Linked DNA regions of Homo sapiens: region 1 is linked to region 2. A link is a loop called in an ENCODE intact Hi-C map of the cell type or tissue named here. Cell type or tissue: IMR-90. All regions are shown on one strand. Links, peaks and the distances in the headings refer to the core of each region. The heading gives the core; the rest is flanking DNA. Region 1 overlaps METTL14-DT (METTL14 divergent transcript). Region 2 overlaps SYNPO2 (synaptopodin 2).

The links. Peaks named below come from ENCODE experiments on the same cell type or tissue, not always from the same donor. Only the 100,000 strongest peaks of a DNase experiment are listed, where the experiment ranks them.
Region 1: it touches region 2 in a loop (4-fold over the local background); 7 of 110 quality-filtered maps call a loop at or near these places.

The regions. Positions count from the first base shown.
Region 1 is chr4:118,668,177-118,683,763 of GRCh38, reverse strand. METTL14-DT (METTL14 divergent transcript) reads left to right here. Exons shown (of 7, transcript NR_125930.1): 3 at 3,181-3,275; 4 at 5,626-5,720; 5 at 6,420-6,474; 6 at 10,171-10,265. LOC124900768 (a long non-coding RNA gene) reads right to left here. Exons shown (of 3, transcript XR_007058248.1): 3 at 3,959-4,034. Among named protein-coding and RNA genes, the nearest start is that of METTL14-DT, 9.4 kb to the left of the region's middle. In IMR-90, for the core only: a CTCF peak has its summit at 7,448 (motif pointing left); no DNase peak of the experiment used is centred there.
Region 2 is chr4:118,962,676-118,978,262 of GRCh38, reverse strand. The region is part of intron 1 of SYNPO2 (synaptopodin 2); the gene reads right to left. All of the region lies in intron 2 of SYNPO2-AS1 (SYNPO2 antisense RNA 1), which reads left to right. Among named protein-coding and RNA genes, the nearest start is that of SYNPO2-AS1, 14 kb to the left of the region's middle. RefSeq lists an enhancer at 10,147-10,196. In IMR-90, for the core only: a CTCF peak has its summit at 8,775 (motif pointing right); DNase peaks (open chromatin) are centred at 8,742, 10,122 and 10,562; H3K27ac peaks cover 1,815 bases.

The sequences.
Region 1 (15,587 bases), core at 4,357-12,356, 290 kb after region 2:
GTTAGATGGCTTCCTGTAAGACTCTGCCCACAGGAGGCACAGGCAGGAAATCAAAAGGTGGAACATGGGAAAGCTATTGTCCATTTATTTTACTCTCTGCTTCTGGCATCTAGAGCGATGACTATGTCCCTTACAAAGTCTAGAGCCAGTTGGAGCAGCCCCTCCTTTCCTTACCTTAAGAAAGTGACACCCTTAACAGTGAGTGAGTTTGCTCTTGTGCTATGATACTACTACTTCTACCTTCTGTTCCACCAGCTCAAGGACTGGTAGCCATCCTGCAGTTTAAAATTTCTGATTTAATCTTACTTCTCCCTTTTTGCTCTTCTAGCCTTCAATATCTGCTTAACTATTTCTCCATAGTGAATGGCGTCTGTTTAAAATACTTTTAATTATTTGTTTTCCTGCCTGGAACTGTACTGATGCAGATATGTACTTCCATGTAATATTTACAAAACTGTTGGAGTTGGGCAGAGGGTTGTTGCAGTTTGTACAAAGAAGGGGATATAATTTTGAAATCTCTCTCCCAACTAATGAATTTTAAAACACCAGACCACATCAGCATACTTGTAGAGAATTTTACAAGCCCATCAGTAACATCTGTTCATTATGACAACATAAAGGCCACTAGGGGGTGTGTGTGGCAGGAAGAGGGGGAAGAAATTTCGGAAGTCCTCACATAAAATCCATACTTTTTGAAGAAGCAATTTACTTCTAGGCACTTAATTTAAGGAAGTAAAGAGAGATCCACATTATAACTTATGCATCTCTCCCCAAGCTCCTGGAGACTGACTCCTCCAAACCTATACTCTACAACTCATGATGCTCCCCAACTTATGATGGGGCTATGTCCCAATAAATCCATTGTAAGTCAAAAAATCGTTAGGTGGGCCAGGCGCAGTGGCTTACGCCTGTAATCCCAGCACTTTGGGAGGCCAAGGCCAGCGAATCAACAGAGATCAGGAGGTCAGCCTGGCCAACATGGTGAAACCCCATCTCTACTAAAAATAAAAAAATTAGCCAGGCGAGGTGTTGGGCGCCTGTAATCCCAGCTACTTGGGAGGCTGAGGCAGGCGAATCGCTTGAACTGGGGACGCGGACGCTGCAGTGAGCTGAAATGGCGCCATTGCACTCCAGCCTGGGCAGCAGGAGCGAAACTGCATCTCAAAAAAAAAAAAAAAAAAAAAAATCGTAAGTGGAACTTATGTTAGTTAGGGACTGCCTGTGTAGCTAGTTGCCTATTATACATCTTACTAGAATGCCCTCCACAATCTCTTCTATGGTTTACATAGCTAGTAGCTACCGTACTAGTCAGCACATGTCTAGGTTCGAGAGTATAAATACCTAAACCACTTAGCATTTTATACAATACTTTGCTGCCTCACTGATACAGTTCGAATATAAGTCCCCGCCCAATCTTACGTTGAATTGCAATCCCCAGTTTGGAGGTGGAGGCTGGCAGTAGGTTTTTGTCTCCTCCAAAAATTCATTTTGAAACTTAATCCCCAATACAACAATATTGGGAGGTGTGGTGTATGGAAGGTGATTGAGTTATAACCGGCTCTGCCCTCATGAATGGGATTAGGTACTCTTATAAAAAGGGTTTGGCAGAGAGAGTTCCTCTTCTGCCCTTCTACCCTCTACCATGTAGAATAGCATTCCTCCCCTCTGGAGGTTGCAGCATTCAAGATGCCATCTTGAAAGCAGAAACTGGACCTTCACCAGACAACAAACCTGCTGGCAACTTGATCCTGGACTTCCCAGACTCCAAAACTGTTAGAAATACGTTTCTGTTCTCCATAAATTACCCAGTCTGTGGTATTTTATTACAGCAGCACAACTGGACTAAGACAATCTCAAACAACATGAATAAAACCTAAATTTATCATCCACTAAAAAAAATCAATTTCACTCCTCTGGCATTTCCTATTTCAGAAAATAGGGTCAATATCCACCCATTTTCCTAAACAAGAAGCATTCCACCTCTCCTTCAGCCTCCATATCTGCTCTGTGACTGTAGTTCTGCTTCTGGTTGCACCACTGACACATACCATTCTTCATTTCTATAACCACAACCTGTGGATGACATGTATTCTGATTCGTATCCTAATTGTCTTATCTTTTTCCAGTCTATCCAATTTTTCCTAGATATTTGTGGAAAATTGTAATTTTATCATTTTAAACTGTGCTCAAAATTTTTTTATATTTCCTCAATATCTAGGACAGCACTATCCAATAAAACTTTCTGTAATAATAGAAATGTCCTACTAACATTTATTTCTATACTAATCAATATGGTAGCCACCGGCCATATGTGTCTACAGAACACTTAAAATGTGGCTAGTGTATTATTATTTTAAAATAAAGATTACTGAATCTTTAATTGTAATTAATTAAATGTAATAAGTTGTATTTGGCTAGTAGCTACCATATTAGATAGCATATGTCTGGGTTCAAGGGGATAAATTCCTAAACCACTTAGCATTTTATACAATAATTTGCTACCTCACTAATAGAGTTTAAATGTATGTCCCCACCAAATCTCATGTTGAATTGTAATCCCCAATGTTGGAGGTAGGGCCTGGTGGTAGGTGTTTGGATCATGGGAGCAGATCCCTCATGAATGGCTTGGGCCATTCCCTTGGTAATAAGAACTCTCTATCTGAGTTCATTTGAGATCATGTGGTTTAAAAGTGTGTGGCACCTCCCCTTGCCCCACTCTCTGTCTCTCTTGCTCCTCCTCTGGCTATGTGACATGCCTGCTCACTCTTTGCCTTTGCCATGGTTGTACGCTTCCTGAGGCTTCCCCAGAAGCCAAGCAGATGCCAAAATCATGCTTCCTGTACAGCCTGAAGAACATAAGCCAGTTAAACCTCTTCTCTTTATATATTATTCCTTATAACAATGCAAGAATGGCCTAAAACACTCAGCCTGCTCTATTCTCCTTTATCTACCCAATCTTATAAGCACATTAAGGTTTTGTCTTTTTTCCTAAACATGGCTTTTTTTCTTGTACTTGTTGTAAATTTATAATTGAGTAAGAGAAAATTCTCCTACAATGAAGAGATGGGCTCCAAAGTGACTTTTCTAAAAATACATTTTGTAAGCAGAAAGTTTTTATCAGGCATACACATAAGATAAAATGAGTGTCAGAATCCGGTGATAAGTTCTGTTTTCTTCCAGTGCCTTGTGAAGAATGGACACTCAGTAGATGCTTATTGATGAACCTGTTGGTTGAGGATAACTCGCTAACTTTTCTGAGCTTTGTTGGAAAAACTGTGAGTACCTATGTTGGGTAGAAATTGGAAGACAGCCCCTAGCATTTTACATCATCCTTGGAGCTTTATTTATAGTCATTAAATGCAGAAGACTCCCCAGTTCATGAATTTATTGTGCTCAACAGGACAACTGCTGAGGTCTAGTGCATGTGTGGCACAAGAAAATGTTTATCAAGCCTCATATGTCAAATTAACGAACTACATAAGAAACAGAAATGAAGATTGTTTTCTCATCACTTGTCAATACATTTTTAAAGGATACTGCGATTACATAGAAATAATTTTATTTTATTTATTTATTTATTTTGAGACGGAGTTTCGCTGTTGTCGCCCAGGCTGGAGTGCAATGGCACGATATCGGCTCACTGCAACCTCCGCCTCCCAGGTTCAAGCAATTCTCCTGCCTCAGCCTCCCAAGTAGCTGGAATTACAGGCACCAGCCACCACGCCTGGCTAATTTTTATATTTTTAGTAGAGATGGGGTTTCACCACGTTGGCTAGGCTGGTCTCAAACTCCTGACCTCAGGTGATCTGCCCGCCTCAGCCTCCCAAAGTGCTGGGATTATAGGTGTGAGCCACCGCACCCAGCCATGTAAAAATAATTTTAAAGGCTTGATTTTCTGGAACGTAAAGTAAGAAGAGGTATATTTCACAGCCTGTATATCAATGTCAAATGGAAATGTGGAGAATTGAATTGGATTGAATTATTTTGGGAATTTGCACCAAACATCCCTGTTGGTTTCTTCAAAATGACAAAAACTGTAAGGAAAGTGAGAAATGACAAGGTAAATAGAATAAGATAATACAAAAATGTTACAAGTAATGTCAATACATTTAACTGCATACATGAGAAAATATTTAAAGGTTGATTAGTGTAACATGAGTTTGCTCTATTAATTGAGAAAGTTCAGTTCTGTAGTAGAGCACAGAATGAGGTGGATTAATCCCATAGGATGTGCTAAGCACAGATAATGAGTAAGCGAGTAGCTTGTGAGACATAGGTAGAATTCATAATATACTAAATATAGACTGATATATGTACTATATTATTATATTTACCATATTACTGTATTATTGTATTTATTATATTTACTATATTAAATATATTTACTATATTACTATATTATTTATAGATGGAAAGGGATGGAAAGAACCAGCCACTTATACCAGCCACTTATGGTCCTACTCTGGGCCCACATGTGCTCTACCTAAGAAATCCTTATAGTACCCATAGCTTTTTGCAGGCTGATTGACAAGTTATGGCTGTGGCCAGGCGTACTTGTCACTGTCTCTCTTTAATAGAGCAAGTGTGTATCATTGGCCCCAAGCACCTTCTGTCTGTTGACCTGGCTCAAACTTCAATCTGACCATCAGTGAAGAAGGCTGATGCCGCAGATGGAGAGAGACACAGGATGTATGAATGTAGCATAACTCAGGATTCACCTCGTGTGGTCCTTCCCACTTGAACCCTATCCTAAGTGTGAAAGTTACCCCATCGCTTTCCTCTTGCTTCAGATTATGTGCTTTAAAGTGATTTAATAAACTATGCGATTCAAACATCTTAATTTGATCTTTGAGCCTGTTTTGTGACTTCCGGGATAGCTTGCCTTGTAGTGTACTTGTAGGTCACCATTGCATCAAGGTAATTTCTCATGACAACTACAAAAAACTTAGAAAATAAGAACATAGCATTGTATAGCATAAAGGAAAGCAATCTGAAGAGGAGAAAGACAGGTAGTCACAAATTGTGTCATTAATAGACTGAAAGACCAAAAAAGTAAAGGACAAACCAAAAGACAGTGTGGAGAAGATTTTTTTCTAAATTGATTTATAGAAAAAGGAATGAGACAAGAAAGAAAGACATGGTTTGGGCAATGTATAAATGTCATTGATCCCAATTCTACTTTATTTCTGAGACCAAAATAACAGTTTCAGAGGTGACTACCACAAGGTCCAACAAGTGGACTCATCCCTGAATTTCTTCCTCCTCCTCCTTCTTTCTTCTTCCTCCTCCTCCTCTTCTTTCTTTCCTTCTTTCCTTTCCTCTTTCTCTCTCTTTCTTTTTCTTTCTTTCTTCCTTTCTTTCTCTCTCTCTTTCTCTCTATTTCTTTCTTTCTGTGTCTCTCTCTTTCTTTTTCTTTTTTTCTTTCCTTTTCTTTCTTCTTTTTTTTTTTCCTCAAAAAGAATCTCTTGCTCTGCTGCCCAGGCTGGAGTACAGTGGTGTGATCACAGCTCACTATAATCTCAAACTCCTGGGCTCAAGTAATCCTCTCACTTCAGCCTCCCAAGTAGCTAGGACAACAGGTGCACATCACCACACCCAGCTAATTTTTTATTTTATTTTTTCTAGAGACAGGGGTCTCACTATGTGATGCAGGATGATCTCAAACTCCCTGGCCTCAAGCGATCCTCCTGCCTTGGTCTCCTAAAGTGCTGGGATTACAGGTATGAGCCACTGCACCTGGCCTATCCTGAATTTTTTTAATTCATGCTACATAGCATTACAAGTTTGTAAAAAAAAAAAAAAGTTTACGACATTTTTAAAGACAGAAAAGTAATAGGCTTTAAAAATACCTATAACTAGGAAGGAAATGCATATAAAATACTACTTTCAATAAAAGTTTTATTATTTATATAAAATTACTGAAACATTCCCTGTAAATTTATTCCTATCTAAAAAAATATTAATAATGCACCTATCTTAAATATTTGTGGGATAAAAAATTTAGTAAAATGAAATATACCTTTAAAATGAAAGTAGGCCAGGCATGGTGGCTTACACCTGTAATCCCAGTACTTTGGGAGGCCGAGGCAGGTGGATCACCTGAGGTCAGGAGTTCGAGACCAGCCTGGCCAACATGGCAAAACCCCATCTCTACTAAAAATACAAAAGTTAGCTGGGGATGGTGGCGTGTACCTGTTATCCCAGCTACTCGGGAGACTGAGGCAGGAGAATTGCTTGAACCCAGGAGGTGGAGGTTGCAGTGAGCTGAAATTGTGCCACTGCACTCATTCCAGCCTGGCCAAAAGAGCAAAACTCCGTCTCAAAAAAAAAAAAAAAAAAAAAAAAAAAAAAAAGAAAAGAAAAAAAGGTAATTTATTTGTAATTTGTAATTTATCTCTTTTGTAATTTATTTTCTTTAGCAGGTCACTGTATCTCTATGCATTACAGAAAATGGCTAGTTAAAAACTTGTCAAGGTAAGTGAAATAGCTGTATGTATAAGTTGCTTGTAGGGATCTCTCTAATAAGTTACCATACTTACATAAGAAATGAAATTGTTTATCAGGCAAATACTTCTTGGCATTAACTTTGTGGTGTTTAAAGAATATGAAATTCTGTGATGTAGCTTATTCAAACTGTCTGAATACTTTAACACTGTGTTTTTAGTTTGTTTGTTTTTACAACTTAATTCTTTCCCTGAAGTTGAGTATTTTCTCCCTAAGTTAAGTTTGAAATGGTAAAAACAATCAGAAAAAGGAAGTGCATTCTATGATGAATCAAAAATAGAGCTTGCATTCAAAGACACTGAAAATATAATATCATTAAGTCCTACTTATTTTTATTAATGATATGTTTGGGATTTTAAATATTTATATCATTTTATAACCCAGAACAATAAAAGATCTGGTCTAAAAATTTACAAACTACTGTTTGTAAATGGTAAACTTTGTGCCATTAAAAATATGTTATTATAAATTAGAAAATTACTAAAATTTTTTTTTACTTTATACTAGATGACCATAAAAATGGATTTAGTTGTATACATTCTTTAGAAGTATGTCACATTATTATAGCCAATACAAATACCATAATTTTTACCTCAAAGAATTAAGTTTTGAGTGAATATGAAAGAGAATCTTTGTACATATGCTCAGGAGAAAGATAATAAAACTAATTATGGCAAACACACTAAATCTGTTTCAGATTATGAATGAGTGCATCCAAAAGTAATCACTGGAATTGCTGTTCATTGTGGGCTTCCCAGCATTCTCCTCTGGGCATTTATATCAAATAACTTATGAGTGATGCAGAATTAGTATTCACCGGTCAGACATTGATTATTTAGAATTCCCTCTGATTTGAATTACATCTACTGTTTTTTTCTCCCATCCATTTATGGGTCAAATGTACAATAAGCCAAAACATGTTGATTCTGGTGAAATTTAGCAGAGAAAAACAGCTTCACCTAGTGGCCACAGAAACTCGAAAAGCTTTACTGAAAAGAAATAAATTGGATATCTTCTCATCCTGGATATGAACTGGATTCCAACTTAACCTTCCAACTGTTTTGCTGTTTCTCTGAAGTCTGAACCTTGTGTATGGCAATACTTATCTCAAGCAAAAATATAGTTTCACATTGGTAGTACTGTATTCAGGAAAACTGGAAATTGTACTATGAAGGAGCACTTCTACCACATCCGTATCTAAGTCTACATTCACAGCTGCTGGAAACAGATATTGTATTCATACTATGGTGGGAAACACATAATGTATGTATGTATACACATGTGTGCACACATATATATGCTAGCGTATAATCTGGAAAAATTTTGCTAAGATATATAGGAAGAGAACCTTTTTATTCAGAATATTGAACAAGTAGGACTCATAGTGTAAAATTAAGAAAAATTATTTTTCTTCTACTGCCCTTTCTATGGATTTGGTTCTTCCTCTTCCCCTGAATGTAAACTTAAGCAGTCTTCTATGCATTTTGTGTTCATTCCTAAATATTAGAAATAGTTATTTGATTATTTAGCCTTTAGTCTCAGTTTAATAACCAAAATATGAGGTTAAAATTTAATTCTGGCTACAGAATTAAGGCTTCTCTCTCCTGCCGCACTTCCAGGCCAGTTGCAGGCATGATACCAGCAGTCTGGGAGGTAGAGACAAGAGGACACATCTCTGCTGCTCCCTTCTTTCCCCATGGTTATGCGCCAACTTTGGTTTCACCAGGCCTACAGTGCTTCCCAGGTTTGGAGTGTGGGGAAGGAGAAGATTTAATGGAAGCAGCTTAAGGGAAATGCTCAAACTAAACTGATACTTTCTTCATGATCTAGCATTGAAACTTTCTGGACTTGACAGATATTTAAAATTAACTCTTTTTCTCATTAACATTTTCATGGGTTCTTCCAAGATCCACATTACCCAACCTGTGGGTTCCCATGACAAGGATTAAGGCATCTCTGTTTCTTCTGGACCTTTATTTACCTGGATTCTTTCTCTAGGGACTGTTTACCCTTATGGGCCATCCTTTTGAGCATAACCTAACAAGATTCATGCTGGCTTTAAGTGAGTGGTCCACATTTGGTTCATGGGAAAACCACATAGTTTGTCCCCAGCAAACCTGGAAGTAATATTTATTTTACTGCTGGAATTAAGGAAAACCAAAAATCCTATTACAAAATGGCTCCTCTAAACATTCACATTACCCCTTTTTGTCTCTACCCCCTGAGGAACTAACCAACTCTAGCTCTTTGGATTTTCCAAATGAGAGGTCAACACATCGATGTCTCCAAGACCTTAAGTTCTTCTAGTGGTCTCTTTAAGCTTCCTCCCTTGAATTATGGTGAAAAGGGACTGCCTGCTACCCCCTCCTCTTGAGGAGAGGGGTGGTATCACAGCCTAACAATAATTTCCAAAAATTTTCTCCTCCAGCTCTAATGCTTAACCAGTTTAGACTTTCAAAGTGGATAATGTAATTTAAAGCCTTACAGCTAGTTATGCTCTACTTCTTCTATAAGTCCTGCAACCAGGTGGTCTCAATCCTCACTTGCGAATACTGCATTTACTCACCTTGTGCCCTAGCCAAAACTTCCACAACAAATTCTGTGGTGCATTTAAGTGAAAGATGTTATTTGATTGATAGAGAGATAGATAGATAGATACAGATATAGATATAGATATGTATTAGAACCATGTCAAATGGTTAACTTTTTTAAAAAGGTAAATTTTTTATATTGAGATAATTATAGATTCTCATACACTCGTAAGAAATAACACAGAAAGATCCCATGTAGCCTTTATCCAGTTTCCCCAGTGATAATATCTTGCAAAACTATAGTCCAATATCACAACCAAGATACTGGCATTGATAGATCACTTCCATCACCACAAACATCCCTCATGTTGCCCTTTTATAGCCACACTCATTTCCCTCCTGCTGCCACCCTCTCCTTTACCCATAACCACTTATCTGTTCTCTATTTTTGTAATTTTATCATTTCAAGAATACTGTAGAAATGGAATAATACAGTATGTATTTTAGGGCTTATCTTTTCTACACTCGGCATGATTCTCTGGAGATTCATCCAGGTTGTTGCATGTATCAATAGTTCATTCCTTTTTTACTGCTGAACAGTATTCCATTGTATGTATGTACCATAGTTTAACTATTTGCTCAATGAAAGACATATATTAATAGTTTCCAGTTTTTGCTGTTATGAATAAAGCTACTATAAACATTCATGTACAGGTTTTTGTATTAATGCAAGTCTTCATTTCTTTGGAAGAGATGACTGAAGTTCAATTACTGGGTTACGTGGTAGTTGCATATTTCTTTTTTAAAGAAACTGCCAAACTGTTTTTCAGAGCATCTGTATCATTTTATATTCTCACCAGCAACGTATCAATGACCTAGTTTCTCTACATCCTTTCTAGCCTTAATTGTCTTTGTTTTTTTATTTTACTTTGTTTGTTTGTTTTGAGACAGGGTCTTTCTCTGTTGCCCAGGCTGGAATTCAGTAGTGTAATCAAGGCTCACTGAAGCCTGACCTCCCGGCTGAAGTGAACTGCCCACCTCAGTGCTGGAAGTAGGGTGGGGCGTCAGCCACCAGTAGCAGGACTGTAGGCATCTGCCACCATGCCTGGCTGATTTCTCTTTTTTCTTTTTGCAGAGATGGGGTTTTACTATGTTGGAGAAGCTGGTCTCAAACTCCTGGGCTCAAGTCATCCTCCCGCCTCAGCCTCCCAAAGTGCTGAGATTACAGACGTGTGCCTGGCCTATTTTACTCGTTTTAATAGATGTAAGTTTGTTTCAATTTAGGATTTTTAAGACAGAGAGCACACTTTCAATGATTAGGAGAGACAAAGATGGAAATAAAGATTTTATTACTTACAGGTTGAGGGCTCATGACACTCCTGGTGGCCATATACGCAGAGGTCAGGGAGAGAAAGGGACCTGTGGGCCAGCACCCTTATTGGGTCCAGAGAGCTATCCAAACAAGTTTCCAGCAGGGAATTTAATTGGTGGATTTAAAGCAAGCAGGCATGAGTTCCAGGGGGCCACACTGACTGAGGTATGTATGTATGTACCATAGTTTAACTATTTGCTCAATGAAAGACATATATTAATAGTTTCCAGTTTTTGCTGTTATGAATAAAGCTACTATAAACATTCATGTACAGGTTTTTGTATTAATGCAAGTCTTCATTTCTTTGGAAGAGATGACTGAAGTTCAATTACTGGGTTACATGGTAGTTGCATATTTCTTTTTTGCACACTGACAGAGAGGTAGTCACTATGGCATGTCTGAATAGTTCGTTCCGTGTGTGAGTATCAGCAGGGCCAGTCAAGCAGCCTGCATCTAGCCACCACCTAGTGAAGTAGTCACCAGAGAGCAGTTGTATAAGGCAGATATCTGGATCCACCACATTGAGGAACTGGGGGAAGGGAGCACCAAACCGAAAACTGTGTCCAAGGTGACGGAGTCCTGCCTCTGGTGTGAGAAAGCCCAGCTTATATTTAAAGTGGATGCCAAAGCAATATAAAATTATAGGAATTCATTACCAAACTGATAGCTTGTGGTTTTAATTTGCATTTCCCCAATGAATAATGATGTTGAGCATCATTTCATGTGTTTATTTGGCATCTGTGTTACTGTGTGCATGAAATATGTCTTCATGTCTTTTGTCCATGTTCTAATTGGATTTTCTCATACTGTTGAGTTTTGAAAATTTTTTATATATTCCATATACTAGTCCTTTGTTGGATATGTGGTTTTCAAGTATTTTCTCCCAGTCCGTAGCTTACCTTTTTGCCCTCTTAACAGAGTCTTTCACAAAATGTGTTTTTTTTTTCTTTTTTTTTGAAACAGAGTCTCAGTCTGTCACCCAAGCTGGAGTGCAGTGGTGTGATCTTGGCTCACTGCAACCTCCACTTCCCGGGTTCAAGTAATTCTCCTGCTTCAGCCTTCCGAGTAGCTGGGATTACAGGCTCCCACCACCACAACTGGCTAATTTTTGTATTTTTAGAAGAGACAGGGTTTCACCATGTTGGCCAGGCTGGTCTCAAACTCCTGACTTCAGGAGATCTGCCCACCTCAGCCTCCCAAAGTGCTGGGTTTACAGGGGGAGCCACCACGCCCAGCCTCACGGAATGAGTTTTAATTTTGATGAAGTTTAGGTTTTACTTTTTGAATCATGCATTTGGTATGACATAATAGTTAACATTTTATGTGTGGAAATATGTGCATTCTCTCATTCCCTCTCCTCCCATGTCCAATCCATTGGCAGGTCCTGTCAGCACCATCTCCAAGATATAACCTAAATGTGTGTACCTTTCTCCATTTTTATAGCTATCACCAAGCTTCAAACCACCATCATCTCTCACTCAGTTGGTCTCCCTTATGTCATGTGACCTCATAACTTAAAATCTCCCAAAGGTTTCCCATTCACACTTAAAATAAAATCCAAACTCTACCGCAGTCTACAAGAACCTGCCCCATCTGGACTCACCCTGGTGCACTAACTCCCACCTCCCTCCATCTCACTGTGATGCACTAAACTACAGCTACACTCCTTTCTGTTTGTTTATATTCTCACCCAACTCAAACAACCAGCTCCCTCTCACTTTGGGTCCTTGTATATGCAGGCCCCTCCCCAATGTCTGCAGGACTAGCTTCTCCTCATTCAGGATTCAGTTCAAATGTCAACCTCCCCAAGAAGCCTTCACTCATCACCATATGTAAAGTAGCTTATCTTTCTCATCACTTTGTATTATGACTCTTTTATTTTTATATAGCACTTTATTAGCTGAAGTTATTTATTTGTTTACTCTGCATACCCCTAGTCAAATGTATGCGCACCCATATTTTTCTAGCCACATTCATTAGACCAATGCAGCAGAGAAGAAAAGCCTCAATAATTATTATGACATGGCATGTTAGGATACCAAGTAAATTGCATTTGTAAAATGTGATTTTCTGTTGGTGTTCACTTCTGCTCTACTGACATTTGGTAAGTATTATTGACTGACTGACTAACTAATGTGGTCATTAGTCTTCATAAAGAAAGGCTCTCTACAAAAATGGAGCGATGCCCTTTTTCTGGCATTTAATACGTAAGAAATTGCCTCTGATGGAAACCAGAGTTGCCTGATTACTATCAGCACAGGAGAAATGTATTAATGTGCCTTTCTAGTAACAGGTTTTTAGAAAGTCAAATATAAACAAATCTGTCTGTTTGTGTGTGTGCATGTGGTGGTGGGGAGGGAAGAGAAAAGGAGGGGGAGAGACAGAGAAATAAGAACCAAGTTTATTATACTGTATTCAGGGGGAAAAAAATTTCCCAAGGTCCTAACAGAAGAGCAAAGTGCCACTGTCAATAGCCTCAGTAGTGTTAGGGTTGCTTTTATTTATTTATTTATTTATTTATTTATTTATTTACTTACTTATTTATTTTTCCTTTTTTTTTCTTTTTCTTTTTTTCTTTTTTTTTTCTTTCCTTTTTTTTTTTTTTTTTTTTTTTTTGGACAGAGTCTCACACTGTCGCCGGGGCTGGAGTGCATTGGCGCAATCTCGATTCACTGCAACCTCTGCCTCCCAAGTTCAAGTGATTCTCCTGCCTCAGCCGCCCAAGTAGCTGGGATTACAGGTGTCTGCCACCATGCCTAGCTAATTTTTTTGTATTTTTAGTAGAGATGAAGTTTCACTATGTTGGCCAGGCTGGTCTCAAACTCCTGACCTCGTGATCCACCCACCTTGGCCTCCCAAAGTGCTGGGATTACAGGCGTGAGCCACCGCCCCTGGCCAGGATTGCTTTTATAGCCAGTCTTCAGGTGCCCACTGTAGGAACAATGTCATTTAACCCTCGGGATTATTCTGTGCCAAATCTGGATAATGACTAATATTCAACACAGATATTCTCAGCTCAGAAGAGCAATTAGCAAATTCATAAATTAAGTGCTTGCTTCCTTTTTAGTCAAATACAAACGTTTGTTAAAAGATATTATTTTGCTTTACACTTTTTCTCTCAGAAATAAACAGATGCTTGAATTCCCACAGTGCTGCTTGAGCCTCACACCATGTCATCCTGCCAGGCATCCAGATCCAGTTCTAGAGTTTCACATGATCATGAGTGTTGGTTAATAAGTCAATGTGAACTGGGAGGGGAGATTTTTCAGGAGTGCCACAGGGCTCTCCCTTTAATCACATACACTCCCTGCTTTCATTGGAAAGTGTACAATGATGTCAGAGTGCCCCAGAATGGAGCTAGTTGGAAGACTGCCATCATAGGGATGCCTTAGTGAATTAATAAGGTTTTAATTTCTGGCTTTCAACTTTGTAGATGTAAAAGTTGATTTATCAATATGTGAGAAAGGATGAATCTTTCTGAAGGTTATGTCATCACACTCACTAAGCACACAGAGAATAATGTCTAGAATCTGAGTGCCATGTTATCAAATTATACTGAGACTCTTGCAGTCACATGGGCTGATATGTAAGCATTGTCATGCCTAGTACAGACTCTCCCTGCAGATGAAATTATATGGGATGCTAAATTATAATCAGAACAATGTTTGGTGAGCCAAAACTACAACAAGGGAAGCTAATTGGATGAATTTATAAAAATATGCCTCAGCCAAAATAGCTTAATTCAGTCTCCCTTATCATAAGGATAATCTTGCCTAAAGGGACAGTAGTATTAAAGACACTAGGAATAACCTCTGTACTTTGGACAGTAGACCTGCATAGCCCCTTAGGCCTCAATGAAGTCTTATGCAAGACCAGAAGCCAATTTGCCATTTTAAGGTGATTCTCCATGTTTCCGCTCTAACTGTGCTTCACAATACTCAAGACACTGAATCAGGATGTTTCCTGGAGTGCAGGGAGCTGTCCATGGTACTGAGCAGTTCTCAGCAACCAAAAGATCCTACTGACTCCTCATCAGACTTCTTTCTCACTGGAATTTTACACCTGGGCTGTTAACACCAGGCCAGGTCAAATTCAAAGGAGAGAAAAAAGCTCATTATGAAGGGTAAAATCCAAAACACTGTGCATAAAGATATGTGTGCACAATTTTTATACATAAAGATTTCATAAAGCCAAAGCATCAGGAAATGAAAAGAGATACAGAAAGAAAAATGATGGTAAATGAGACATTAATTTACCCTTCTAATCTCTATCACAGCAAAAAGATAATTAAAAAATCTATATGAGGACCACAAAATACACAAAAATTATGTAGCAAAGCCTATAGCCTGAAAAAGTAAACATTGAAATTTATATGTCCATAAAATGTTTACAAAATTGAGTACATATTACACACCCCACCCCAAAAACATCTAAGCAAAGTAGAGAATGTAGAAATGCTACAGATTATATTCTCTGATTATGACACAACAAAACTAGAAATTACAGCATGGAAATTTAAAAGCTTTCTCTTAAATAATTCTATGTCAAAAAGAAATCCAGGCCGGGTACAGTGGCTCATGCCTGTAATTCCAGTACTTTGGGAGGCCAAGGTGGGCAGGTCACTTGAGGTCAGGAGTTCAAGACCAGCCTCGTCAACATGGCGACACCCTGTCTCTACTAAAAATACAAAAATTAGCAGGGCCTGGTGGCGCATGCCTGTAATCCCAGCTACTTAGGAGGCTGAGGCTGGAGAATTCCTTGAACCCAGAAGGTGGAGGTTGCAGTGAGCTGAGATTGCACCACTGCACTCCAGCCTAGATGACACAGCAAGACTCTGTCAAAAAAAAAAAAAAAAAGAAATCCAAATAAAATTTCCAGAATATGTGGAAAATAGTGATAATAAAAATATTACACATGTGTAATCCCAGCATTTTGAGATGCCAAGGTGGCAGGATCACTTGAGGCCAGGAGTTCACAACCAGCCTGGACAACATAGGGAGACTCCATCTCCACACACGCCAAAAAAAAATTTTAAATAGCCAGGTATAGTGGTACTTCTTGTAATCCCATCTACTTGGGAGTCTAAGGTGGGAGAATCACCCAACCTCAGGAGTTCAGGGCTTCAGAAAGCCATGATCATATCACTGCACTCCAGCCTCAGCAACAGAGCAAGATCCTAT
Region 2 (15,587 bases), core at 4,995-12,994:
GCTTTGAGGGCAACTTTGGGCTAAATTGTGGGGAACAAAGGGAAAGATGTGACTTGGCTCATTCCTAGAGAAGCTTGAAATTTAGATGGGCAAATCTGGCCAAGAAGCAAGTTGCAACTAGAAAATCAATAAGTTATGACATCATAAGCCATTGACGTTTTCAAGGAATTCACCCAAAGATCTTAGAAAATTCCCAATCCACAAATTCTACAGTAGCATATAATTCCCTCATAAAATATTCATGCAACGGCAACTTGATAACAACAAAACTATGTTGGACTATATATGAGGTCCTATTTGCTGGGTTCACTCACTTGGCTAGTAACCTACTACCTGGAACCAGGCTTGCAGAACTCCTGAGTGGAAGTTATGTCTTTGCAAAATTATAAGTGGCAATGCCATAAACCTACAGGGTTGCTTTAGAGATGTCAAAAGTGGGATTGCTAACACTGTACAAGGTCAAGCACTACTCACCATGATATACGTTCAAAGAAGGCCTACATAATGCAGAAATTTCTATAGGGCAGAGTTGATGCTCCACAGACAAGGTAGGATTATGATCCAGACATGTCTGATTTCTAGCCTCTGAAGCTCTTCCCTGCCATCAGGAGAATGGCTGGATCCCACCCACAAGGCTAGTGTCTCCTCAAGTTGAGAGGTGACAGCATGCTGGCAGTCCTCAGAGCCCTCGCTTGCTCTCGGCACCTCCCCTGCCTGGGCTCCCACTTTGGTGGCATTTGAGGAGCCCTTCAGTCCCCTGCACTGTGGGAGCCCCTTTCTGGGCTGTCCAAGGCCGGAGCCCACTCCCTCAGCTTGCAGGGAGGTGTGGAGGGAGAGGCGTGAGCGGGAACCGGGGCTGCGTGCCGCGCTTGCGGGCCAGCTGGAGTTCCGGGTGGGCGTGGGGTTGGCAGGCCCCGCACTCGGAGCAGCTGGCCAGCCCTGCGGCCTCGGGCAATGGGGGACTTAGCACCCAGGCCAGTGGCTGCAGAGGGTGTACTGAGTCCCCCAGCAGTGCTGGCCCACCGGCGCTGCGCTCGATTTCTCCCCGGGCCTTAGCTGCCTTCCCACGGGGCAGGCCTTGGGACCTGCAGCCCGCCATGCCTGAGCCTCCCACCCCCTCCATGGGCTCCTGTGCGGCCCGAGCCTCCCTGACGAGCACCACCCCCTGCTCCACGGCGCCCAGTCCCATCGACCACCCAAGGGCTGAGGAATGCGAGCGCACGGCGCCGGACTGGCAGGCAGCTCCAGCTGCAGCCCCGGTGCGGGATCCTCTAGGTGAAGCCAGCTGGGTTCCTGAGTCTGGTGGGGACGTGGAGAGTCTTTATTATCTAGCTCAGGGATTGTAAATACACCAATCAGCACCCTGTGTTTAGCTCAAGGTTTGTGAGTGCACCAATCGACACTCTGTATCTAGCTGCTCTGGTGAGGACGTGGAGAACCTTTATGTCTAGCTCAAGTATTGTAAATACACCAATCGGCATTCTGTATCTAGCTCAAGGTTTGTAAACACACCAGTCAGCACCCTGTGTTTAGCTCAAGGTTTGTGAATGCACCAATCGACACTCTGTATCTAGCTGCTCTGGTGGGGCCTTGGAGAACCTGTGTGTGGAAACTCTGTATCTAACTAATCTGATGGGGACGTGGAGAACCTTTGTATCTAGCTCAGGGATTGTAAATGCACCAATCAGCGCCCTGACAAAACAGGCCACTCGGCTCTACCAATCAGCAGGTTGTGGGTGGGGCCAGATAAGAGAATAAAAGCAGGCTGCCCTAGCCAGCATTGGCAACCCGCTAGGGTCCCCTTCCACAGTGTGGAAGCTTTGTTCTTTTGCACTTTGCAATAAATCTTGCTACTGCTCACTCTTTGGGTCCACGCTGCTTTTATGAGCTGTAACACTCACCGCGAAGATCTGCAGCTTCACTCTTGAGACCACGAGCCCAGCGGGAGGAATGAATAACTCCAGACGCGCTGCCTTAAGAGCTGTAACACTCACTGCAAAGGTCTGCAGCTTCACTCCTGAGCCAGCGAGACCACGAACCCACCAGAAGGAAAAAACTCCGAACACATCTGAACATCAGAAGGGACAGACTCCAGACGTGCCAACTTAAGAGCTGTAACACTCACCGCGAGAGTCCGCGGCTTCATTCTTGAAGTCAGTGAGACCAAGAACCCACCAATTCTGGACACAAAGTCACTAGAGTCAATCCAGTTATTGGGCAAGAAAGATTTCAAAAGCTCTGGTAGGGGACAGGGAGTCTATTAATAAATGGCAGTCTCCATAGCCGGCACTTTTATATTTTTGCAACAAATCTGTAAAATATTTATTTTTCTCCTGACTTTGAGGAAAGTAAGGCTCACAAAAGTTATGGGACTTGTGTCTGATCATACAGCTAGTGGCAGGAGAATGAAATTCAAGTTCAAAGGCATTTACTATGGTAGATTCCCTCTCAGGCTGTGGAGCACATATTCTTAGCCCTGTGTTTTTTGGGGTATGAGACTGGGTCACTTAATGCTGGTTGGCTCTGATCCAGAGTCCAAGTTTTGATGATTAGGCTTCTGCCTTGTGCTAGGGAACTAATCCTGTAACTATATCCCTGTGTGTCTTACTCTTTGTGACTTAATTGTGCCCTTAATAAATTGTGTGGTAACCCAGCTCTTCTATGACAGGAATTTCCCCTTGCACCTCCTCCTCCTTCCTGGGGGTGAAAGTCCTGCTCTTGAATTTCGCCTGATTGCTTGGACTCTGCTACCACTTGTTAGTAGATATCCCAAGTCCTGTCTGTGTGTATCCTTAAGTTCCTCATAATGGTTGTATTGGATCCTTCATCTCTGTTTGTCATTCATATGCCAGCCTATTCCCACTCTTAAAGCTTGGCTTTTTCTGAAAGGAACTTCTTGCCCAGACAACCCCAAATTTTCTGTTGCCATAGGTGCCCAAACTCTATTCTACTTGTTGATTAGTCTTCCTTCTAGCAGTAGTACTACATAGATTTTGGGATCTGTCACCCAAATTATTTGTTACTCTGTGTGCTGGTCTTTGTCTAGCTCCTTTAGCCCAATGACTGAGCGATATGTGGCCCATAAGATAAGTATGACAGAACAGTGGTGGGAAAGAGTCTGGTGTACTCCTGGAGGTGCAGAGGGTGGCCTCACGTGGGTGCAAGGTGTGTGTGACAGGTTATTGAAAGTAAGGTTGGATTACTGGGGTAGAACCATATTGAAAAGAGTTTTGAATGCCAGAATGTAACACTTGGCTCTCATCCAGTAGTGATGAGAAATTATTATTGGTTTGTAAGCACTCTAGGGAGATTAGTCAGTGTGTAGGATGGACTAGACAGGAGATGACTGAAGATAGAGAAACAAGGAAACCATTAAAGTTCTGCAAAAACAACGTGATGAGAGCCTGGATTAGAGTTATCTGTAATAACCCCAGGAAGGAGGTAAGAGACAACATTTGAAGCAAACTGCACCTTAGTGAGAGATAGGGTATGTAGAGAAGCAGAAGTCAAGGATGAATCTAAAGTCCTAATAATGGTGATGCTGTTGGTAGAAGAAAGAAACATAGGGAAAGAATCAAAATCTGGGGAAAGAAACCCTAAAATCCCAGCTCTCTTTTCAAAATTTTCAGTATTAACATTGATTGTATGTGAGAACATTGCTAGCAAGTATCCAAGCAAAGGGATGTGTTAAAATCAATCAAATTGTTGAATTAAGACTAGAAGACAAATGAAAAATCAAGGCTGAACATATCAATTAGGGATAGATGTGGGAGAAGTCATAGGTGTGGACAAGTGAACTGTGAGGGAAGTCAAACCTAATCTGGCAAGAAATCCAGTTTTCCACAATATTCTGGGTCTAGGCCTCTGCTGGGCCAGTGGCCAAGGATGGGCAAGAGAGTCAAGGATGGACTGTATATTCACAAACAAGAAAGCCTGTTATATAACTTGGCTCTAAAAAGAGCCACCACTACAACTAGGTATGGAATCTCTAAGGCCTGAGATACAATACCTGTGTGAGATTTTCTATCTCATCCCACTGAGAAATGCTACAGATGCCACTTGCTACGGCTGATTCCCTTTGAGCACTAAAATTTACTCTCCCACTAAAGGTGTTGTAGAAATGCCTCTTTTCTTAGCTCAAACATAATTATTGTCCAGGTTTAATATTTAGCTATGTTTAACTCTCATTCTCAACTCTCTTTTCAAAAATTAAAATCATATGACCAAGATAAGCAGGTTGATGATTTAAGTCAGCGTCCTCAGCTGTATAATGGGAACAATAATACCTGACTCCTGCTTTTGTGAAGAAAGAAGAATCTTAAAACAGGTCAATGAAGAATTTACTTGTGTTAAACTATGTTCTGAGTGATGTTAGATTGCTTATTTCAGTGGGGTTTGTTTAGGTTTTATGTCCAGTGGCTACTGATTGGTGTAGCCTATATAGCTTTTATGTAACTTCAGGACCAAACTAGGCTTCTTTTAGTTCTGATACTAATTAATATCCAAAATTGTGGTTAGGAAAATGAAAGGAAAGAAGAAAAAAATGTGGCTATTTATGGTGGGTTCTTTTGTGGGGAGGGAATTTTTTGGCTATGAACTGGCATTTGCCCAACAGTATTCCGAGTTCAGTAAATAACTCAACACGCATGGGTTAAATTTCCAATAAAAACATGAAGCTTAAAAAGTAAGTGGAAAGTACTTGGCAAGATACATATTTACATTTGGTGAAGGGAAATTTTTATGGTGGTTAGCCAAACCTGACATGCACAGGGATTAATTCATCCTCACTCATCACAGAAACGAAAACTGCCAGTATCATATCATACGTGCTATGCTGTGGCTTTCTCTTAAAAATCAGCACCACCGTGAAAGGAAGCTGACCTCTGTGTGCACACACTTAGTGCAAGTGTGTGCCTTACTAGAATCATTATACGTATATATGTATAATAAAACTACTTTTTAAAATGCTGAGAAAGTCTTATATTTGAGGTACTATAATTTTAATAATAGTATAATAGAATCCTTGAATTAATAATTCTATAATTGATGGAATTCATATAATAATTAACAGAATTCACATAATAATATAGAATTACTAATTCTATAATTCTGACTTACTCAAAAATTCAAACGTTTTTCACTCTACAGATGCTCCTCAACTTACAATGGGACTATGTCCCACAAAACCCATCATAAATCAAAAAATACCATAAGTCAAAAATGCATTTAATGCATGTATAAGCCCATTGTAAAGTTGAAACATCATAAGTTGAGTTATAATAAGTGGGGACCATTGGTGTGAAAAAGTGGTGTGAATGGGGAGAAAAAGCAGGTGAGCAAGCGGGGATAGCCAGCTTACAAAATATGTATTTCTGATCCTGTAATATCTAATTTGTTTCCAATTTTCAAATGAAAGACACTGAAATTATTAAGCACTCACTATGTGATGAAAAGTAAACTGAACTTTGAGGAGATTTTTGTAGCTTGCCCAAGGTCACAGAACTAGATTTAAACTTAGAGATGTATAACTTAAAATTGTAGGCAGTGGGCAAAACAGTTTCACCCTTGCTGACTCTGTAAACCTGACAACAATCCTAAGAGGACAATGCTAGAAGTGATGGAGAAAAAACAAAGCTAGCACCTAAGAGACAAATTTGCTCGTTTCCCTTCTGAGTTAGTTTAGACAAACTGCCCTTACAGTTTGAAGGGCTTGGAGGAAAAGAAAAAAATACATAAAAAGTGTTTTATTTTCCTATTTGGGGAAATGTAAGGGAATCAGATTCTGCTTGAAATCTCAGAATTCCCTTTTCTTTTTTTTTGAGACAGGGTCTCCCTTTGTCAGCCAGGCTGGAATGCAGTGGCATAATCACAGTTCACTGCAGCTTCCACCTCCTGGACTGAAGCCATCCTTCCACCTCAGCTTCCTAAGTAGCTGGGACTACAGGCACGCACCACTACACCCGGCTATTTTTTCTTTCTTTTTTTGTAGAGACAGGGTCTCCCCATGCTGCCCAGGTTGGTCTCAAACTCCTGGGCTCAAGTGATCCTCCCACCTCTGTCTCCCAAAGTGTACAGGCATGCATGAGCCTCTGCACTCGGCCTCAGAATTGTTTTTATAAGTATAGTTAAATATTATTCTGTCTCCTCTCTTTCTTTTATGTTCTGAGGAAGTTCTCGTCAGAAGTTAGGATAACTCCTACATAGAATTTCTGTGGAGATTAAATAGAGTTCTACATGTAAGCCTACGAAGCTGTTCAAGACCACTGTAGAGTACTATGACGCTCACTGGGACCACACTATGAGGTCTATCCCTGTAGAATTATGTGATGTTGAAGAAACCATTATTTTCCTTCTTACACTTTCTCAAAAGAGGGAATGTCCACCCCTCTCATGGATGGGAGAACATAACACTTCTGGATCTCTCCTGTCACTTCTCGGCATGGGAAGAGTAGCTAATTTGATTAAAGAGAGACTGAGTCATTGAGCCATTATTTTTCAGAGACCATGGTTACTGCATTGAAAAGGAAAAGCTGGCCAGGTCTTTCTCTTACTGCCTCAGACCACTGTGTTCACAGATGATGCGCTCACTTGTGCTTCAGGACCCAGAAAGTAGGCAAACCCTGCCCTAGCAGGCCCAGCTAGCTTTTGTTCTCCAGGCCAGCTTTGCTGTCTATGAATGAATAAGTCAGGTTGCCCTTTCACTGGAGACCCATTGGCTTTAATGTAATAAACATTAATTCCTAAAAGATATGGAAGCGCCATTCTAGCCTCAGGTCTAAGTCACATTGTCCAGTGCATCTTCATTGTGAGTAAAACTGATCATTTCAAGTTAAAGCCTAAAAGGATGGTGGGATGTAGGAGAGCTACTCTAAGCCTTCAACATTTGGGACCTTTGAGATAGTTGCCCAGTCCTCTGCTGTCTTGAAAACACTGGCATAACATAACCATCCATGGATTCTGGCTCCTTGTTCTTAAGAGTCATGGGTTCGCTTTGTTTTCAGTTTAAAAGACACATAATAATTATCTGCTTATTGTTTAGAGTAATTTACTAAACATTAGCCAAAACAGCTAACTTAAGACACTGAGCAAATCTCAGAAATCAAATATAACATATATTCATCTTCATGTCAAAGAATAACATATTGCATTTTAACACGGAGGGAGAGAAGGAGCGAAGGTGCTCACGGGACCTTTCACTAGCACCAGAATGTGCTCAGTCCCAAAGTGACCCCAGCTTTTTGCCACCCCAGAGAGTGTTGGTCTAACAACAAGCCTGTCTAAGGAGACAAAGTATCATTGGGGGTCAAAACAAATGAAAAGATTCTGTGTCCTCTGGAACTCATGTTGACATTTCTCTGAGAAAAACTAAAGTGATCTTTTTGATTGATTACTTTATTCATTCATTTATTGACAAGGAGTTATAAAGCACCCACCGTGTTCTAGTCCTCTTCTAAGGACTTCTTCTCTGCATGTGCAAATGCTTCTGAGATGAAGGGAACCTTTAGAAAGCCTATGTGGTCATAGGCCAAATCCACCCACCTTGGTTCTAGAGTGTTTGTAGCTTTCTCTATTTTGGCAGTAATTGGATATAGCAAGACCAGTTTTCTACTACAGTCCCTTTATAATAATGAAATGAGGTTATCTGCTATGGGAAGTATATTTATCTTTCTATCATATACAGACAAATTTGTAAATAATATGTGGGGTGGTTAAGGTAAAAGCATTCATGCATCTTATCCAAGGGAGGTATCAAGTTATTACAGGGTATATAGTAAAAAAATTGGAGGGATACAAACTTATTGTTTTATTTAGTGAATATTAAAGAGTACTAAGGGACAGAGTTATTCACTAGTGACTGTGTCATAGATCTTGATCAGAAACAATCAAACTTCTGGGGCTCTTGATTGGCACATATGATAGCAAGACCTTTGGAAATTTCTCAATAAAACATTTATTTATCTATATTTTGTTCTGAATAAAATGTGAGCACCTTAGGGTAGAAGTGTAGTTTATTCATCTACATGCTTATGTCTGGTACATGGTAGGCATTTGACAGATAATTGTTAAGAGAATGAAATCTGTTGATAATTTATAATTCAGGAATAAAACAGCTTTCAGATAAAGCTTTTGCTAGGTGGAAAGTGAGTACAAATTACAAGTACATTTCCAAGAAGGCTCATATATGTCGATTATTAATTTTTGCTATCATTATTAAACAGAAGTCCTAGACAATGAACAGAAATTTTACCTAATGCTGTTAATTAATAATAGAAAAATATAATTGAAACAATGAAAGTGCTCAATATTTTCCTTATGCTAATCATCTAATAGTTAAATGCAAACAATAGAACATTCCCATAATGAAATTCTATTACACTTCAGTCTACTTTTTAAAGAGGCCAGGTTCTCATCTCAAATCATTTTTGTTGGCATTTCTACTAATTTTTCATGTTTTAAACAATAACTGATATTTTACCAAAAAAAAAAAAAACCTTGTAATCAACTTCCAAAATAACAGCTATTTTCATATATTAGTGACCTTATAGAAAGAACGCCCAGAACTTAATAAAACCCCAGAAGACTTTAGAAAGTCCTGGTTCACAGGAACACAGTGCTTCTTTGGTTTCAGGCCATTGGCTACCTCATTGTTGGGATTTTCCAAGTCAGATAGTATTACACTTGGAATATGCCAGTGAACATTAATAATCATGACCATAAATGAAAAGTTGGCCTTCTCCAATGGGATATAAAAGACTGGCGCTCCACACCTCCTCAGAGCAGCAGAGGGCAGTGAAAGCACTGGTAATGGATAATATAAACCCAGTATTACCATCGGGAGAGAAACGTACTTTTTTACAAATACATTTTCCATTTTAAACGAACACCATGCATGTAAGAGTTTGGAAATATATTTTTAGTCTCTAATGCAGTTTTGGAGCCATATACAACTTTTACAAAGTGCAATGTAATTTCTATGTAGCATTTCTGGGACTTAGAGTTCAATTTAATATATCAGAAAAATGTTTTAGGGAGTAACACTACCTTGTAAACTTGGTCCAAAACTTAGCTGTACAGTGTAGGATATCATAAAACAGTGGTAACCCACCAGAGACAGAGTGTTGTGTTTATGTGAGTATACAATTTAGGAGCTGCAAGGGCCCCTTGAGGTTAACTAATGATTCGTGTCCCTCCTTTTAACTGACCTGGAAAGACTCCTGGACTTGCTCAACTACATAGAGGCTAAGACAGTGGTCTCCTCACTCCTCTCGTTCTGTGGATTTTCTCGTTCTGTTTTGTTTTCGTTTTTGTTTTGCCACGCTATATTTCATAATACTTAGCAGTTAGATTTATAATCTCTGACGTTTTAGTCAGGGTTCAAAGGCCAAGGAATTTCCACCTGGAAAATGCAGGAGGGCTCAAAAATCAGTCTGAGCTTGCTTCTGCAAAAATTTGTTTTTAACTTTGAAAAGAGAGGCCTCCACAAGGGAGTTATGCCATTCATTTGAAATTTTAAAAATTGCTCTACCCATTGCAAGTCAGTATATACTTAAAGTTCTTTAAAAAGAAAAAAGACCCATCACTCCTCCACCAGGGACTCCCAGAAGACACTGCTCTTTTAACCTCTGCAAACCCACACAAATCCAGTCCCCTTTCCTTCTTAGATTGCCCCATCACTGTATCATGGTCAGAAATTTTACTAAATGGCAAGGCAAATGCCTATGGGTGCTTTCTTAGCTGTGACCTTTCGAAGTCTGGGCTCTAATTTAGAAAATCTGTCACTCACTTTTCCTACTGAGTTGGGAGAGTGGACTGGAGCTCAGGAGTGGCTGAGAAAATGGTTAAATGGTTAATGGTGAAACAGTAACCTCTGGGAGAAAAGACATCTCTGTGGAGCCAGGACATTGCTGTAACAGTTACATTCAAACATTTCGTCTCCAGACTTTGTTGATTTGCCTGGAGCCCATGAGGTCTGATTGGCATTAGCAAGTGCAAGGGCCTCCAGTGACATTCTCCTGACCCTGCAGCAACTTCCTTCTTTCAAGAACACACACTAAGCCTCAGGCCAGGACCTCTTGCTTTCATTTTCACTAACTGGCTTCTCAGCCTGCTCTCTTTGTTCTACATCTTGTGGTTTTTCAGCAAGTCAAGGGCCAGGCTGAAATCCCAGAGCAAATTCTTCCAAGGCCAAACAAGGAAATGCTCAGCAAGTCTTTGGAAACCAATAACCAAGAGCACTAAGCTATGTTATTTGAAAGTTAATACATTGAATGTCACATATTTTTTCACCATAGTTAGACATTTTATAGAATAGCTGTATGTCTTCATTATATGACATTCTCTAATAAAGTTTAAAGTTGCATGGATAGGTCCATGTTTTAAGTTGACTTTTTTTTTTTTTTTTGGTATAAAGATTTTTCAAATCAAGAAGAATTAAAAAGCCAAATCAAGGAAAACACCTTCTGGAGAGAATCTGGTGTTACAAACTTTAGTTAAATGCTGTATATCTTATGATTTCTTAAGGAGATGACTCATACCAAAGGGAATCATCCAAGACATGCCAAAAGCATAGGGGAAAACATGGAACCTTTTTGTCCAGAAACTATCAGGGATTGTGCTATACCCGTTTCCCCAAGTGAGGCAAATGGTTCTCTGGAAATTACCATGAATGGGGCTTCCCCACTGCACTTTTAGTTGAGTTGGCCAAAGAAGCTGCAGAGCATCAGGCCAAGGACCAAGAGGAGCTGTGGTTTTTGTGTGATGAAATGTGCTACCATCCAGCAAGGATTAGGCTCTGAGCACAACCTGCTAGTTTGGAAACCTGAAGCCAGGATTTTCAGAACGCTGGCTCTTAAGCATAACCCAAACAACAAAGAGAAGTTGTTTGTTGGAAAACTCAGTCTCAGGGAATGTCAGAGCTAAAAGGTCAATTGTAGAGTTATCAGGTGGCTCGACGAAAATCATATTTACGTGGTTCCTCCGCAGACTTTTATTTCCTATAGGGAGACAGAGGTAGAGGAAAGAAAGAAGAGGGTGGGAGAGAAAAAAGAAAATGGGCAGTATAGAGTGGGAGCTAAAATGGGCTTGAAATTAACTCAGTAGCTGAGTTCAACCACTGAAACCTTTGTTTTCTGAAATATTAGAAGGGAATAATAGTACACTCCTGTGTTATAAGGTTGTTATAAGAATTCATAGAATTAATCTTTGTAAACTATTTAGTGCCTGTCTGGAACATATCCATTATGCTCAATAATGGTTAACTATTATTACTGTCATTTTAAGTAACTGGATAAAGAGGAAAAAGATGTACTTACTGTGAGGTACAGTTCCTTAAAAACTACCATGTTATTAACTAATCATTCAGAGCTTTGTAAGGAAGGACCTGCTGACCTGCTCTTCAAGTACATGAGTAGATTCAGATACTTTAAAAACTTCATCAATCTGTTCAACCTACATTAGTAAAATCTATACAATCTGGGACAAACTAGGCCACCATTTGTTCAGGTAATACCCAATACAGGAGGAACTAGGGGAGGGGGGTCTTTCACTTGCCAAGCCCTGTAAAACAGTAGCTTTGGGTTATATCATCCCAGAAGTATGTGTGTGTATATATATGTTATATATATGATACATAGCTATATAATTTAAATTTTTATAAATGCTTCATATGAACTAGCAGCAGCCCTGGGGTCCAATCCTAAATCCCACAGCAATTTAGGATCTTGACCAAACCTTCTGCCATACCCTAGCTTTCCTTCTTCAGGCAAGATTATATAGAAGAAGTCCTCCCTTGGGGTTTACAAGGGTAAGTGGGGGAGCTGTGCTCCAGGGTTTCTGGGAAAGACAAACCAACTCAAACAAGCCTATTCTATCTATCGTCTCTACCCAGAAGCTAAAATGGGGAGGCAGACTGCCTTTTCTTTCTCCCTAGAGAGCTCATACCTCAATTCTGCTTTAAAGGTATTGCTTGAGCATTGAGGTATAGGAGCCAGAGGGAGCGATGATGAATGCCTTCTCAAATAAACCACTTTTTCTATTTCCCGTTTCTTTCTATCCACTCAAATGAATGGTTGAGAATTTTGCTGCCAACTTTTGCCCGTGAGTCCCTCCGATCCACCTAGATTAATCCTGGTTGTCCTATCAGACTTAGCTTTCCATAATCCACAATAGTCTCCCATCCCAGAATGAGGTATGGGCTTATTTATTTATTTAGACAGGGTCTCACCGTGTCACCCAGGCTGGAGTGCAGTGGTGCAATTATGGCTCACAGCAACTTCAACCTCCTGGGCTCAAGCAATCCTCCCACCTCAGTCTCCATCCAGCTAATTTTTTTTAAAAAAAATCTTGTAGTGACAGGGCCTCATATTTTGCCCAGTCGGGTCTTGAACTCCTGGGCTCAAGTGATCCTCCCGTCTCAGCCTCCCAAAGTGCTGAGATTACAGATGTGAGCCACCATACCCAGCCCCCTCTACTTTTTGATATCATCTTGTACGTACTTCCCAGAATGTAAATCCATGAGGACAGGACCTGTGCCATCTTGTACACGGTTTTATTTCCAGCACCGATAATAGTGCCTGATACATAGCAGACATCCAGTAAATATTGTCAAATGACTGAATAAATGAATCATAGTGCAAGTAAAGAAGGAGAAAAAACAATACTGTGTAACCATAATTGCCTTCTATGGAGGCTAGACAGTAGATCCTGGAACATAAAAGTCTCCTTGCCCAAGCACCAAGATGGATTTAGGTATGAAAAAAGTGGGCCTGGATTTGAATTTGGGGGATGCATGAAAAGAACAGAATTACTCTGTACAACAGACAGCAAGAGCATCCTGGAGCTGGAGCTTGAAGGAGGGTAGAATGCAGTGCAGGAGGGATGATGTGAGGAGTAGAACCGGGAGATGGATGAGAAGATTGGCAGGCATATGGCTGCTGTGTGGGGTAAAGCAGACAGTGAGAAGGCCCTGGTTGGGGTGGGGGGGTGCTGGCAAATGGACTCATAACAGGAATGTGCCCTCTGTCATTTGAAGTTTATTGCTGTGCTCTCCCATGACCCAAAAACTCTCAGTTCAAGTTTTTGCAATATATTATCAGCTTGGTTTTTATGATTGCTTTGTGTGTGGTGTAGGGGAGGGAGAATAGATGAGAAAGAGTTGTTTCCCAAGCTTGAGTTTATGCCAAGACAGAGATAAAGGAACAGCTACAAGATGCACAGTACATTAGAAAGCAGGAAGTCAGGGCAGAGCTGACTGTGAATGCAACAGAAATCTTGGGAGCAGCCTTTGGGCTTCGAAAGGACATGAAATGGAAGCTTTGTGCTGATTCCAGTCAGATCTCAACGAGCCAGGAGGTCCCAGCTAACACCTGGGACACACTATGTATTCCACATAAAGGTTAATTTTCTTGTCTTTTTTTCAGTCCTTTGGACTGAGTTTCTTGATAGCAGGGGTTTTCTTGTTTGTAAGAACATCTACATCTCCAGCACAATGTCTAACAGACAGTAGTTACTATTTATTGAATAAATAAATGAATGGCTTTACCGTAAACTTTCTTCCTTGGAAACCACCTAAGATTAATGAGAAAAAAAATCAAATCAAAGAGTGGGAGGGAAGAAGAGAGAGAAAGATGGAGATACAGGTGGAAGTAGAGAGGCAGAGTGAGAGGGAGAGAGAAATAGTATGTCACCCTAATAAATAAAACCTGATGGTTTTCTCAGATAACATTTTTTCCATATCTCTCAGTTTTTAATTGTTTTTTTTTTTAATTTACTTTTGAGACAGGCTCTCACTCTGTCACCCAGGCTGGAGTGCAGTGGTGCAATCTCAGCTCACTGCAGCCTCTACCTCCCAGGCTTAAGCAATCCTCCCACCTCAGCCTCCCAAGTAGCTGGGACCACAGGCACAAACTACCACACCTGGCTAGTGTGTGTGTGTGTGTGTGTGTGTGTGTGTGTGTGTGTGTGTGTTGTGTGTGTTTTGTAGAGACAGGGTTTTGCCTGTTGCCCAGGCTGGTCTCAAACTCCTAAGCTCAAGTAATCTGCCCGCCTCAACCTCCCAAAGTGCTGGGATTGCAGGCATGAGCCACCACACACAGCCACATCTCTTATTTTGAAAAATCTATTATTTATCTTTATCCCCCAAAACTTCCTTGGCACCTGCTCCATATGCTAGAATTAGGTTAAATGGAGTGAAAAGCCTGGTGGATAATCTTGACGGGTGGTCCCCCTCATGCAAAACCCATGTACGTCCTAATAGGATGCAATCCCATCTCAGTGAGAGCCATGCATCACCTGGCCAGTATTTGATTAGAAGGTTGATTGATTGATTGATTGCATTTCGAGGACAGACTGTATCCAGGACAGCTGTGGCCTCCATGCTACTATGAGTTTGCCTAGAGGCAATGGTTAAATATGAGTAACAAGTCTCCTAGGCCTTTATGCAAAAAGCTTAATGCAAGTTGTTTGGTCAGAGGATCTGAGATTGTACCTCTGTAATTAAAGTTTTATAGACTATGGAAATAAATCATAACAGCATGTACTAAAACTAATTTTTAAAAATCAGTTTATCCTCATTTCCCTGAGAATTTGATCAACTGGTAAAATAAACAAGTATAATAAAATCTGATTTTTTTAAAAAAATGTAAAGATGTGAGCTGGACACGGTGGCACACACCTGTAGACTCAGCTACTTGGAAGGCCAAGGAGTTCCAGGCCAGCCTGGGCAACATCACAAGACTCCAACTTCTAAAAAAAGTTAAAGATGCAAGACTTAAAAATAAGTTTTTCAGTCCAGTCTAAATACATAAAAAGTCTAAACATCATAAGCTTTCCTTATTATTTCAGATTTATTCAGCATTGAAGTAGCAATTAATTACTAATAATACAGATCAGTAAGTCAGGTAAAATTATTTCTTAGTCTGGTGGCCTGTATGAATGTGCTATTAAATTAACCCACCTTTGAAATTACAAATATGATAAAAGTTTATTTTTCCTAGATGAAAACACATTTCAGTGGGACAGAGACTACTGGTCTGTATACTCACTGTAATGATCTAATAAGATAGACACTTGCCTAGGGTGCCTTGTGGAAAGTATCTGACTTTGGGCACAAAAATTTACTCTCACCAAAGGTGTTATAGAAGTGCCTTTTTCTTGGAATTAAATGCAATACAAATTGAGTTCACTCTCAGATATGTTTAACTCTTATTCTCTATATTACTTTGAAAAATGACCTCTCCTTCCCTTCTGTCTTCATATTATGGGACAAAATATACCACCACCAGGCAAGCTCTGTGTGTGGCTGCAGTATAGTTCTTATATCATGGCTGCACCCACAATTCCACCTGGTCTTCAGCTTACTTGCCCTCAGATTCTGAACATTACAGACAGTTTGCATTCCCCAAGGCCAAGATTATGGCTAATGGGTGGTAAGGAGAAAAGCACTTGTCATTCTCCAAAAATATGAGCTGCCAACAAAATGTGGATAAGCTCAAGGAACCATTTCCAAACATGGAAGCAGGACTGGATCAGATTGGGGCAGATGGAAGCTTTTCCCAGTTCTTGATTTTGCCAATCTCCCTAGCTGATTT